Linked DNA regions of Homo sapiens: region 1 is linked to region 2. Evidence: chromatin contacts called from ENCODE Hi-C data. All regions are on one chromosome and are shown on one strand. The core of a region is the stretch at or near the end of the contact, and the rest is flanking DNA. Distances in the headings are between cores, read along the strand shown. Region 1 overlaps BANK1 (B cell scaffold protein with ankyrin repeats 1). Region 2 overlaps PPP3CA (protein phosphatase 3 catalytic subunit alpha).

The links. A loop is a pair of places that touch in the nucleus more often than their neighbours do. Pooled maps may share reads with other maps.
Region 1: a loop to region 2 is called in a map of PC-3, with 11 times the contacts of the local background. The contact joins two enhancer-like sites. A Hi-C loop is called at or near these places in 1 of 168 maps with a recorded cell type or tissue (PC-3), 7 of 37 single-sample maps with no recorded cell type and 4 of 50 pooled maps.

What each region holds. Positions count from the first base shown.
Region 1 is chr4:101,978,341-101,984,931 of GRCh38, reverse strand. The region is part of intron 7 of BANK1 (B cell scaffold protein with ankyrin repeats 1); the gene reads right to left. Among named protein-coding and RNA genes, the nearest start is that of BANK1, 190 kb to the right of the region's middle. Within about 2 kb of position 3,116, at least 2 of the 41 ENCODE cell types and tissues checked have a DNase peak (open chromatin) inside an H3K27ac peak, as active enhancers do.
Region 2 is chr4:101,017,874-101,024,864 of GRCh38, reverse strand. PPP3CA (protein phosphatase 3 catalytic subunit alpha) reads left to right here. Exons shown (of 14, transcript NM_000944.5): 14 at 1-1,447. Among named protein-coding and RNA genes, the nearest start is that of LINC01218, 140 kb to the right of the region's middle. Within about 2 kb of position 4,789, at least 12 of the 41 ENCODE cell types and tissues checked have a DNase peak (open chromatin) inside an H3K27ac peak, as active enhancers do.

The sequences.
Region 1 (6,591 bases), core at 1,867-4,366, 960 kb before region 2:
TTCATAGGATCAATGATTGTTATAGGCTTTTATCTTTTCCTAGTAGTTGTCACTTCAGGTCGCATTCGTGATTACATTATCTCAGAACTGCCAAAAAGACTCAAAGGATTTTGTTCTACCTGCCCCCTTTTTCTTATGCAGATAGCTATTTAAAATAACCTAGGATGATGGTTTTCTTTTTGTTTTGAAAGGTCTCTGAGAATGAAGATGGCATTTATTCCTCCCCACAGAATCTCATTTTCACATTTATCACAGTGATAATCAGCAAGTTTGTTCTTAGATCTAATTGAAATTCTGTCTTTAATTAAGTTGGTTCCCTAAGAATTACTGTTATTCCATAACACTATCAATGACAGCAATGATAACATCCCTTAGTGCTTTTACTTCAAAACTACTTAGCACTTTTATTGCAAATTGCATGTTATGTGTATAATAATTCTGAGAGGTCAATGGTAAATGAGATAATATCCTTATTTTCTGGATAGAAAATCTTCATCAAAACAAAAAGCTTTTCCTGGTAAGTTAGTGGTCTTAAAGCTGAAGCTAGCTATCTTTTCTATAAAGAGAATAACTACTTAGTGTCATTTTCATAAAATCCCACCATATTCTAAAAGGGAGGATAATATTGATCTTGGCCTCTACTTTTTAGGCTAACTACCCTAATCCTTAACTTTCTTCCCAGGGCTTCTTTACTAAAGGTTTCTTAACTTTTCATTCCTCTTTTTCGAGCTTTCTTAGGTCTTTTATGTCCTTTTGGAAGTGTGGCAACTTAAGCCTTACATAGTATTTTAGTAAAATTGTGACTAATAAATGTTTAGTTTCTTGTAATATAAATGAAATTCTCTGCTTATCTACACTAGATGCATTTCATATCTGATATCAGCATGTCTTGAGCTAGTTATACATTCCCCTCTCTTATCTATGTAAACATTGTGATTTAATACAGTCAGAACATATTATGATTGGCTCTGGAATTTTTTTTCTTGTGCACTTCAGGCTTTCATATTATCCTCTCAGTACTATTCTTTGCTATTATGCCCTTGCCAAAGCATTAATGCTATCCAATATGTTATTTGGATTACTTTTTGACAAATTAATTAAAATAATATTGAAAGTAAATAAGCTAATTTGGGGAGGCTTTGAAGCACTGACAAATCTAATGCTTTCAGCTAAATAATTTTGCTCTGTGTTAAATATCTGGAACATCTTTTCTCCCTTCTTCCAAAAAATCCTTTGTGATAGGAAGTCTTTAATCAGGTCCATTTGTTTCTTTTAATCTTATGGTTAGCTTTTAAATATCTGTGAATACTATGCTACACTTCAAATAGGTCAGTTATTCATAATCTTGTCTTCCAACAATTTTCTGAAGGGGCTGTACTGAAATTATAATGGCTGCCAGGCATTGTTGTAAGCACTTTATTACATTAACTCACTTTATCCTCACAACAGTTTGTTTTGAACAAATTGTGGAAGAGACTGTTTTATGGATGAGGAAATTAAGGAGCAGAACTTTAATAATTTGCTTAAAGTCACAACAGCTACTACGTGGTAAAGACAAGATTCAAGTCCAGGTAGTATGATCCCAGAGTCTGATCTTTTGAACACTGCACTAAATTGCTAATAACTTCTAAAAGATTTCCATACATTTTCCTCTAGCATATAATATGGCTAAATGTCAGTGCTGTATTTGAGAGTAAGTCATAAATGTGTATTTTAAAATTTAAATATTAACTTCATTTTATCCATAACTTGGCTTTGCGCTTCACATACAGAAAATTTTAAAGATAAATATTTCCATTACTTATTAGGCATAAGAAGAAAAGCAAACCTAAAACTAAACTTGAAGCCTAACCAAACTACAATTTGTTAGGGGATAGTTATACTGCGCCTTGGGAAATGATAGCATAAAAATAAAGTAAAATAAATCTTTAAAAATTGTTATCAGAAAATTCTTCAAGGACAAATTTTCATTACTTAAAGAGATTAAATTTTAGGGAATTTAGGGAAAGCTTCTACATAATCTTGGTGAAATTCCATGCGTATATACATATATATATATAGCCTTAGAATAAAATTATTAAATATGTAAAACCGGTTTAACTTGATGCATTGGTTGGGCGGCATTTTTAAATTATACTTAATGATTATATTCATTGAATATATTTGTCAATGGAATGAAATATGATACAACTGCTGCTCTCTTTACATAATAATGATGTATTCTTGACATAATCAGAAACAAATCAGATATAGTAAAATATATGATAATCCAAAGGTGTGATAGGAGCTGTATATGTTATGAGTGTTATAGTAAGTACTATAGTAAGTACTTTTGCCGAATAAAAAAGTGCTTTAAAAAGTTATTGATTGCCTACAATATGTGTTAAAGAGAATCTAATATTTAAATAAATCATATTTGCTTATTGTCAAACAAATGTATACCTACTTAGCTGAAGTATTCCTTAGGTATGATAAATAGCACAATAAATAGAAAAAGAATTCTCTACTAAACTTCATAATGATAGGCATTTCAGGCCACTAATAGGCCTAATAATTTTTATTTCTACAAAAAGATTGACCAATGTCAGAGTCATAGACCATCAATGCCAATTTATATGGGTTGTTAAAGTTCTGTCTTAAAATATTATTATTAAAATATGTTTTTATTATATAGATTAAAATATCTTTAAAATATTTAAAATATTGTTAATGAAACTAGAAAAAAGACACCATAAAATATAAAAGGTTGCCAAAGCTGCTACTAATTCATTATAGGAGCCAACAGAAGGAAAATGAGGGAAGCTTAGAAGAGATCCCTGCAAAGAGAGTGCAGCTGCAGCAGACCCAGGGAGGAAGAGCACAAGTACACTTCCTCATGGCAAGGGGCCCATCCAGGGGGTTAAAGCCTTGCTGGTAATAAGAGAGGCATGGGGGAACTGAGTGGGAGCAGAACCACAATCCCTACCCACACACACCCTACCACATACCTAGTTTAGCTTCAAAAAGCAGACGGTGACAGGGTTACTACAAGAAGTATGCCAAGCAGCAGTGCTTTCAGGAAGCCTTCTTATTTTGTGGCAGCCAAAACTTGGTGAACCTGTAAAACAACCTGGCTCCTTTGACAGTAGATGGATATCTTCAAAGCTGACTCACTGAATATCATGTATTAATGAAAGAACTAGTATAGTAGCTTAGAAAAGGTATAGAAAGAAAAAATGATGAAGAAAGCAGAACATTTTAACCGATGAGGGAACTCCCACCAGGAACCCTCTGCCATAGATCAGGATAAATATTTAAATATATAATTCCAGTGTTACTAAAATGTGCCAAGGCATATAAAAAAGTATATCCAAATCCTATTTGAAACATGTATAGCTAAAATCATCAATGATTTCAGAAAAACATATGCTACAGAACATTTTAACTCATGCATTTCAATGTTAAAATAATAAAATTTATTAATCAGAAGCCGTCAGCACATTACGAGAAAAATATATCATGACCAAGGGGAATTTATTCCTAGAACACAAAATCAGGTCAATATTATTAAATCTATTCAACTACTTTATTATATTAATTAGTCTAAAGAGAAAAAGAATATTCCTCTCTCCATTGACACTAAAATGGTATTTGACCAAATTCAACATGCATTCTTGACAAATAAAAATTAATTCTCAGAATAGTAATCAATGAAAAGTTATATAACCTGATAAACACATCTATTTCAGTCACAGAGAGAGTATCAGGCTCAATGGGAGAATAATAGAGGCATTTTCACTAAAGTTGGAAACAAGGCAAGGATGCCCACTATCAACTATTAAATAACACTTCACTCAGTGAATAGTTACAATTCACAAGAGGACAAAATTAGAGATATTAAAATTGGAAAGAAGAGGAGAAACTATCACTATATTTGCAGATGATGTCTCATATGCTTGGGAAGCTCATGAAAATCAAGTACAAATTTAATACAACCATCAAAGTTATTTAGTAAGATGCCAGTAGCAGCACACTTAAATTAATAGCCTTGATTACATGTAAACAATAATCTGTTAGAAGATCCTGATGAAGACCAATTCATGATAGCAACAAATAATCAAATGCAGAGAAATAAACTTAACAAAAATGCTCAAAGAAAGAGAAGAAAAAAGAAAGAAGAATGTAAAACCATCTTTGCAAACATGAAAGAAGATGAAGGTAAGTGGGATGACATACTGTTTCTTTGGAGAGAAAGACTCAACATCACAAGGACATAAACTGTTTCAATTTAATTTATAAATAAAAGCAATCCCAGTAACATTTTATTTTTCATAAATACACAAGGTTTTTCTAAAGTTTGAATGTCAAGACAATATAAATAAGAATATCCAAAAAGCTTCTGCAAAAGAAGAGCAACGGGAGGAGGGGAGCAGCCTTATCAGATTAAAACACACTGTCACGACTCATTTATGAACAGAAAAAGAGAACAACAGAACAAGAGAAAGTAAAAAAAAAATAACTCAAATATATATGGCATTTTATTATGTAAAAATAATGACACAGAAAATCACTGGGAAAAAATAAAACTAGCAATTTTTGGGACAATTGATACTCAGGAAAAAAATAAAATCCAATCCTCACTTACTCAACCAAGATAAATTCAAAATGGATAAACGATTTAAATGTTAAAAATGAAAACAAAATTATGAAAAACCTAGCAGAATTCTTTAGAGTCTCTTGAGTAATTTTCTAACATTGACACAGAAATCTATAAACCACAAAAAATAGTTAATGAACTTGGCAACACAAAAATGATAAATTTCTTCACAAGAAGAAACTTAATGCAATCAAACTCAAAAGAAAAATAAGAAAAAAACTTTTGCCACTTATAAAGTGGTAATCTCCCCAAAATCTAGAGAATTTTTCAAAATGAAGAAGTAAAGGACTAACAAGTCAACAAAACAACCACAAAATTGGGCAAGGAATATCAAGTGTTTATAGAAAAAGTAATACAAATAGTTTGAAACAATAGGAAAATATGTTTCATCTGAGTAATACTAAGAGAAGTCAGATACCAATTTACTCCCATAAAAAATGGCAAAATTCTATGTTTGACAATTTATAGCCAAGAAATTGGGCACTAATCTTCATTAATTTGTAAAAGTGTGAATTGGTTCACCACCTAGGAGGGCAACTTGGCAGTCCCTATCAAAATATACATATTTATTTATATACTTACACAAATCTAAATTTCTTACATATACACATATGTAAATGTATGTTAGCAGTCCTTAAGAATGTGAGAATCAAAATCATACATATAGAGAGATAGACATAGATAGTCACGATTTTGTTTTAGTGATCTAACTGAAATAGCAAATTTCATATAATTTATTAACCCTTTATGATTTTCTCTCAGTTTATATGTCTTTCTGAAAACAACTTATTCTCAAAAAAATGTTGAATATTGACTCAATGAAAAGGAAACATTTAATAGTATTGTGAGTCATTTGCAACATTTCAATAAGAAACAGGGAGTTTTTCTACTCAGAACAATAACAGGTTGTTTACTGTTCTTTCTCTTTCTGGATTATATTCACAGCTTTATTGGTTTCCACTGGAATAATTTATACAAATTAATTTTTTATGGTCAAAAACTAATGTTATACAATTTTAAACACTACCAGAGGCAGTCTGTTTTTTTTCTTAAGAAAGCCTTTGCTGCAGTGAAATATAACAATGCTACCATTCTTTTCAGAGAATAGAACATTACATCAGGTATTATCTTGCAAACTTTATCTTAAATTTATTTCTTCTCATCTTATATTTCACAGGTATATTGGATCTTTATTTTATAAAATGGATTGTGCCTAACATTTGCATTACTGCTTCTTTATGCATGTCCTATACTCTTTGACAATTTATAATAAAGATAATAAGATGCAAAAGTCATGTGTTATTCCAAATCTAATTATCAGCCAGCCTCTTTGGCAAATGACATCTACCAATTTTAAATACAAGTAGGAAAGCTAAACCTTAAAGGATGTATCATTACATTGATAAAAACAAATATCACAGTATCTTAATTTTTGAAATTTGGTGATGTTAGTTAAGTGTGACATAAATTTGGTGTTTCTACGGAATATATTGTATTTAAGTCTGTATTTCAATGGGAAAGATATTTTAAGCAAAAATCTGTGGCATTAAATAAGAAAATCAATCAAAACTATTATTGTGGTCAAGCCACAATTCTTTTTTTTTCAATGGAAAGAAACTATGACAAATTACGGTCGGTCACTGATACCTAAGTTTTCCTAACATATTTCAGAAACACAACAAGAAAGCTTTCTAAGTGTCTTGAAAAGCTCTATAGATCTGGAACTATTTGATCAAGAGCTAAATGTACGTATTAAGAATGCCTGGTAATTAAATATTGGGAGAAAAATTGGAATAGGGGACTACCTTCAAACGATAATTGTAATAATAGCAACTAATGTTTATTGAGTACTTACTACCTTCCAGGTACATCATATATATTATTGCAATTAAATTGTTTAATATCTCCCTCTACAGAATTTAATATTACAGAGACAAGAATTTAGTCTCTCTGTT
Region 2 (6,991 bases), core at 3,540-6,039:
TATACTGGAAATGTATGTATACTGGCGTACTTTATATTCTCTAAAATGCTTAATGCCTTTGAAATTTTGTAATCAAAAAAAAGCTTTGAAAAAATCTAAAGGGGAGAGTATTCTTTAAAGTTTTTAACATAAGCTTGTCAATGCACATGTAGATGGTTAGCATGTTTAGCAAACCTTGTGAAATTATAATAAGTTTGTAGTTACATGTGAAACTCTAAATGCATGGCAACTGTTAATGTCATAACAGTTTAGTTATTTTGTTCTGTTCTGTCATGTGCCACAAAATATGTACTTTTTTCACTTTTTTCCCTTTGTATATCAGTTACGGGTTACAACTGGTTCATTCTGAAAACAACAACAACAAAAGTCCATTCATATTTTTTAACAATTGTATAAGTGCCCAAGTAATTCACTACAGCCTAAAGCCTTGCCTTTGTAATTTGACTTCTGACATGTTGGCAATCAAAGCATGCACTTGTAACAATGAAAAAGAAAAAGCATTTTATATTACTACTCAATAAAATGTGCATGAACTTACAGAATTCTCATCCTTCCACTGAGTCCGCTGAAGGGATTTATGTGCACAACCACCATGTGTCTTCTAGGTGCTGGCCCACCACCACACATCACAGGCTGATTTCCACAGGCTTCTTCCTAGGGGCCTCGTGATCTGAGGGGTGGTGCCTACTTCCACTGTAAGAAAGAATCTTGGTGGATTTGTGTCTCAAATCAGATAAGAGAAGCCTGTTTAAAGAGCAGATGCCATCTTCTGGCTTCCTCAAGGAGCCAGTTAAAAAACCAGAGCATTCCTTTTTATTGAAAAATAAAATTAATTTGTTATCAGGTTGTTTCAGTTGTATTGGATGCCCTATCTATCTGCTAAAGCAAAAAGTACTAGGCTACTAAGTGCATTTTCATCACAGAAAAGAGTTGCATTTGTATTAACAAGAAATTTGTATACCCACGCTTCAGCTACTATCTAATCATCACCCGAAGATTTAAGATACACCAAATTTCAGTTTGTTTGTAACATTGTTCATCTTTAGTGCACTTTGTTTTATATAATAAAGTATGCCTGTTATATTAAATAATAAGAATATGGCAATTAGCGATATAGCATACCCAAACAAAGATGTTCTCGATACAGTCTGGCAAAGACTATCCCAAGGTTATTTTAATGAATTCAGACATTTTTTCCTGTGGATATTTCTCCATCCTAAAAAAAGTGGCAACCAAGGAAAATATTTAGATGCAACTTACTAGAGTGATGATGTGAAAGAAATGGTGATTCTGGTATCATGGTGTTTATTTTCTTTCTTATAACTGCAGAGAAAATATCCTGACTAAAAAAAATTCATTTTTTTGGATTCCTTTCTTTTACAAATTGTGCTGAGGCAACTATGGCATAGAAATAAACATTTGACATTAAAATAAGCAGTTGATGTGAGTATTGCTTGGTCTTTCTGATGAGTGGTTAGGAAAGTAATACTGTGTATTTTTCCATAATAGTTTGGTCTCTCAAAAAAAGTTGATAGAGAACTAGTTATTTCTTCAAAAGGGATAACCTTTCTAGACCATCAGTTATTAGGTTTCTCTCCTTCACTTTTGGAGAAACTATAGAAATCTTTAGTTGCTCATGCCAGTGTACCTCTGGTTACACACACAGACACAGACATACACACAGAAACAACCTCCTGTCCCCCGACCTCCTGCACCCAGTCCCCACGGTGACTTCACTCTCATGGGATTCAAACTCAGTGCTGAATTTTCAACTGTTTTCAAGAACGAAGAGCTAGATTTGACGGACCCTGCATCAGCTGTTTTTCCTGTCTAAAATATCCTCTACTTCTGTTCTCCGTAAATGGTATTTGAGAAAAAGAAAAATCTTCAGAAACCAAACTTGTGTGATGAGATGAACGAACTGGAGGGGAAGAGAAACATCTCTGCCCATCTACAGTGTATGACTTAGGATGACATCAAAGCTGGAAGTATCTCGTGGCATCAGCCCAGAACGTGGTGTCATGGTGAGGCTGAAACCCTCAGAATGGCCTTATCCTGAAACACTTCTTCCCTCTCACCCTCGCCACATCCCATGTGAAATAAATTTTAATACACATCTATTTTTCTACTCAGAAACCAGGGCCCCCAACATGAAGTCAGCCCCGTAGGAGGCACCATGGCAATGGTCTGTCTTAAATGTCTCACACTTTCACCTTACTACTTCATGTCTCTCACTCACTGGATCCCTCTTGTCACACTCCATTTAGAAAAGGGGACCTTTCAGTTTGCCCCACCAGTTTCTTCAAAACTGAAAGCCCCTTGGGTTGAACAAATTTGAGATCTCCGCAACTGAAGAGATGTCCTTTTCCCTTGTTATGTGGCTTTTTATTTTATTCATTGCTCAAACACCAGGTCTCTGCCATGTTCCTTTCACTGTTCTAGGTTCTTATTTTTTCCACATAAACACACAAAATGCCTGCCAATCTTAACAACATACCAGTTTTTATTATAATGTTAAATGTCAGCATTCCATTGTACAGTGAGTCACTGTCAGGCTTAACACTGAACTGCTCTTTTCGTTTCATGGATATTCCTTCTTTATATATTTTAAGGTAATATTAGCCAGAAAAGCCCCTGACCAGGCCCTTTCAGGACAAATGTCTTTTTTAAAAAATGCATACATAGAAATGGGAGGCAGAAAGTAGTGAAAGAATTGTTGCACCTATGTCTGGCGATGGAATTTTGAAAAGGCAACATTGTCAAATCGGAATGCATGTGGGAGAATGGAGACCCAGCAGGAGAGAGTGTCTGTTTTAAGGAAGGACTGAAGAAACTTAAAAGGTGAGCAGCAGAAGTCATGATAGCTATAATACCAAGTTGGTTATCCCAAAAGACGTTCTTTAAATCAGAAAGATGCCTAATTACCATAGGATAGATGCTTAAGGAATGACTCTGCTTAACCAGAGAGTAAGCTGCAGGAGAGTGCAAGTGCCTCCCCTTTGCTGCAAGTGTTAAAACCTGGGCAAACTTTATTCAGTGCCTAGACACCTCCTGAGTGATGCTGCCTGGAAGGAGTTATACTGGATGTAGTTGAAGAAACTCTCTTCAAAGATAGACATTGAACTAGGTGATATCTAAATTACCCTTCAATCGTAAGATTCTAAATATCCATGCAATTATTCAGTCTTCCGAAAACACAGAACTTTGATTTGCAAACTGTTGGCTAGAAGCTTGTATTTCCAGGAATACTGACATGGGACTGAGCTTTCTGCATCAACCAAAGCAGCTCTTTTATGTTTTTTGCTGTGTATCAGCTGAAAAGAGTCTCCACTAGATTATCAAAGTTTTAATTGACTATAGAATATTAGCTTAGAACAAAGTTGACTTAAACTTCTCCCCTAAGGCATTTTTGTCATGTTATATTTTCAAATCTTTTTATACCAATTGCTGGAAACATTTAGGCTTCTCAACAACTCCAGGTTGTCTGCAGGACTGTCCTGCAGAGAGTCTTACAAGGTGGCATGTAAGTGTATTCACGATCTGATTCCTGCCAATCTCATCTACCCCAAACTTGACCCTGAGCTTCGGCCATAGTGGACTTCTCACAATGTTCGGAAGACACCAGGCTTCCTCAATTCTCTGGGTCTGTATTCATGCATCTTCTATGTGCAGATTTCAGATGTGTCTTAAATACTGGAATGAGTCATTTCCTCCTCTCTAAGCACACAGTATCCTGTACTACCTCCGTTTTGACACTTAATCCACTGCATGTAATTGTTTATTGTCTGTCTGGCACTGCAGTGAGCATTGTTGCTATCTTTGCATTCTTAGGATGAAACACTGCCTGGCATAGTGTTTCTTGGAAGAAGGGGAGGTAGGGAAGGAGAAATAAAATATTTTTTGGCATGACCTTATGGTGTGGGCACTCCCAGATTCCAAATGGCAAACCATTATTGAAGAGCAGCTGAAACACTTACCCCAGTTCAATGTTACCTGTTCTTTCTCGTAAGAATTTCCTGGTCCCCAAAGGTCTGGAGTGGAGCCTACATTTTAATAAGCATCCACCAAAATTCTTGTGGATCAGACAAGTTTGAGAAACCTAGTCCAATTTATTTCTAAAGCTAACTTAAATTTCAGTTCTATATTTTTATTTCTACAGATTTTCTAGCACAGGCAAATATTTTACTGCTTAACACGGCTGTTACACAAGATTATGTATGATTAATTTAATTTTCATTTATAGTTGTTTAATGGATATGAATTTACACAAAAATGTGGGAATTATTTAAGTATGTAATACAACATTCACAACTGAAAAGGTTATGAGAAGAAAGCGGTGGTTTTGTTGTTGTTGTTGTTGTTTTAGTGTATTAGACTTCACCCAGAAAAAGGAGATAAGTGGTGGTGGAGTATCTGGAGATTCCTGGTGAAGAATCAATGAAAAAAGTTGCCTGTGCCTTGAAGAGAATGGAATGCTTTCATATTGAAAAGATTGCTTATTTCACACCACCCTACCTTACCATAACAACCACACCCATTATCACCATCAGCTTGCCAGAATTTGCTCACAAAATGCCTTTTGAATATATATTCAACACTGTTTACCTTCCGGAAGTTTTACCATGAGTCATTCCTTTGAGTTCAAAACACCTTCTCTAAAAATCTTTTTTTTTTTTTTTTAAGATACAAATCAGAGAAGGAAACCACCAACCTTTGTCAGCTATTAACATCTTAGTAAAATTTAACTCATATGTTTCTGACAGGGCTAGTCACAGACTAATAAAGATAGCTGTGTTTATAGAGAAGGGAAGGCCACAGCTGGAGAATGTGAGAGTGCTTGGGGAGAGGACTACCACCTGATCAACTGGGTGCATTATTGTGTAGCTATTTCTACTAGGCCTGTGGCAGAGAAAGGAGTACAGTGAAATTCAAGACAAAAATCTAGTCTCTCACAATATGCAGTGGCAGTGAAAATAAATCAATGTGTGTGCCACATGTACTCACTTCTGTATAGGGTTCTTGACACCAGTCCTGGCCTACAGTTAGGCCTGGGTTGGAATTTTTATAGCTCTGATACTTATTAGATGTCTGTGTGAACTTGAGAAACTAAGCTTCTTTAAATCTCATTTTCTCCCTGGTGATATGAAGGCAATGACAGTAATTAGTTCATAAGCTTTTCACGGGTTTCAAAAGGGATGATGCAAATAAAGTAGTAGGCATGGTGCCTGGCAGAAAGTAGGCACTCAGTAAACTTCAGTTATTGTTGTATTCAGCAGCATGCAGAGTCAAATGAGTGCTTCAGATATTCCGTAGGTGAAGATTGTGTATGCGTGTGTGAGCACCTGTGAGTGTGGTGGGCGGCTGAGAAGGTAGGTGTAGTCAGAAAAACCTAGGCAAAGCTGACTTGGTTGGAATCTTCCTACCTAGAGGAAAGCTGGAGAGGCTGCAGAGGGGGCAGGCATAGAGGGGGCTCCAGTGTGAGAGGAAAAAGTGAGAGCAGAGGAAAAGATCCAGAAAAATAGTGATATGTTGACCACTTGGTGAAAGCAAAGGAGGGGTGGGGCACAAAAAGTGATGAGAATGAGAAGCTAAGATGGAGCCAAATCAGTGTTTGTATCAGGAGGTATTTCGGCTGCAAGTAACAAAATACCTAACTGGGTTCAAACCACAGAGACATTTACAATTCCCAGACAAGGACATCTGCGACTTCGAGGACCCAAGGTTAGTTTGGTGGCTCAACAGCATCACTAAGGACTGAGGCTGTTTCTATCCTTCTCACACTATTCTTCTATTGGCTTCCGTCCTTGTGGTTGCAAGGATGGTCACAGCTCCTGGCATCACTTCCTCATGCAACACTGTTTCACTACTGGAAAATACTACCAAAGTAGCCTATAAATAAGACGAAACTGAATTCATTGCTTACCACAGTAATGTAACCACTACCTTGACAGAGGCATAGTAAATCTAGATGGGGAGGACAAAAGAATAATACTTATGATATATTTCTTTCTTTTTCTTTTTCTTTTTTTTTTTTTTTTTTTGAGATGGAGTCTCACTCTGTCTCCCAGGCTGGAGTGCAGTGGCGTGATCTCGGCTCACTGCAACCTCCGCTCCCGGGTTCACACCATTCTCCTGCCTCAGCCTCCCGAGTAGCTGGGACTACAGGCGCCCGCTACCACGCCTGGCTAATTTTTTTTGTATTTTTAGTAGAGATGGGGTTTCACTGTGTTAGCCAGGATGGTCTCGATCTCCTGACCTCGTGATCTGCCCGCCTCGGCCTCCCAAAGTGCTAGGATTACAGGTGTGAGCTACTGCGCCTGGCTACTTATATTTATTTTGGCTAAGGTGAATCTTTCCATGTAAGAGTCTAATAAGGATTGGACAAATTTTATGACTTTGTAATTTTAAAGTGGTAGAAACAACAAGGGGAGAATTACTAAGTGAATTTTGAAGAAATAACAGTAAGTAGGTAAAAATAATAGGTTTTTTTCCTCAAGTTTTTTAAGATATGTATACAATTGAAAACAAAAATTATAAAATTACAAGATGCTGATAAAAAAAATCAAAGAAAACCTACAAAATGGAAAGACACTGAGTTCATTAGAGCTCAGTTGATTGGAAGACTTACTGTAGCTAAGATGTCAATTCTCAAATGAATTGGCTGTCTAGATTTAATGCAATCCCAATCAAAACCCTGGCAAGTTTTCCTTGCAGATATAGACAAACTGATTCTAAAATCTATGTATTGTAGAAAGATTAAAGAACTAGAATAGCCAAAATGTTTTTCAAAGTCCAACAAAGTTGGAAGATTCACATTAGCCAGTTTTAAAATTTACTCCAAATCTATAGTAATAAAAAATGTGGTATTGATGGAAGGATGGAGACATAAATTTGTGGAACACAGCAGAAGGTCCAGAGATAGACTCACAAATGGTCAATCGAGAAATGTACAAAGATATTTCAATGGTGAATAGATAACTTTTCAGCAAAT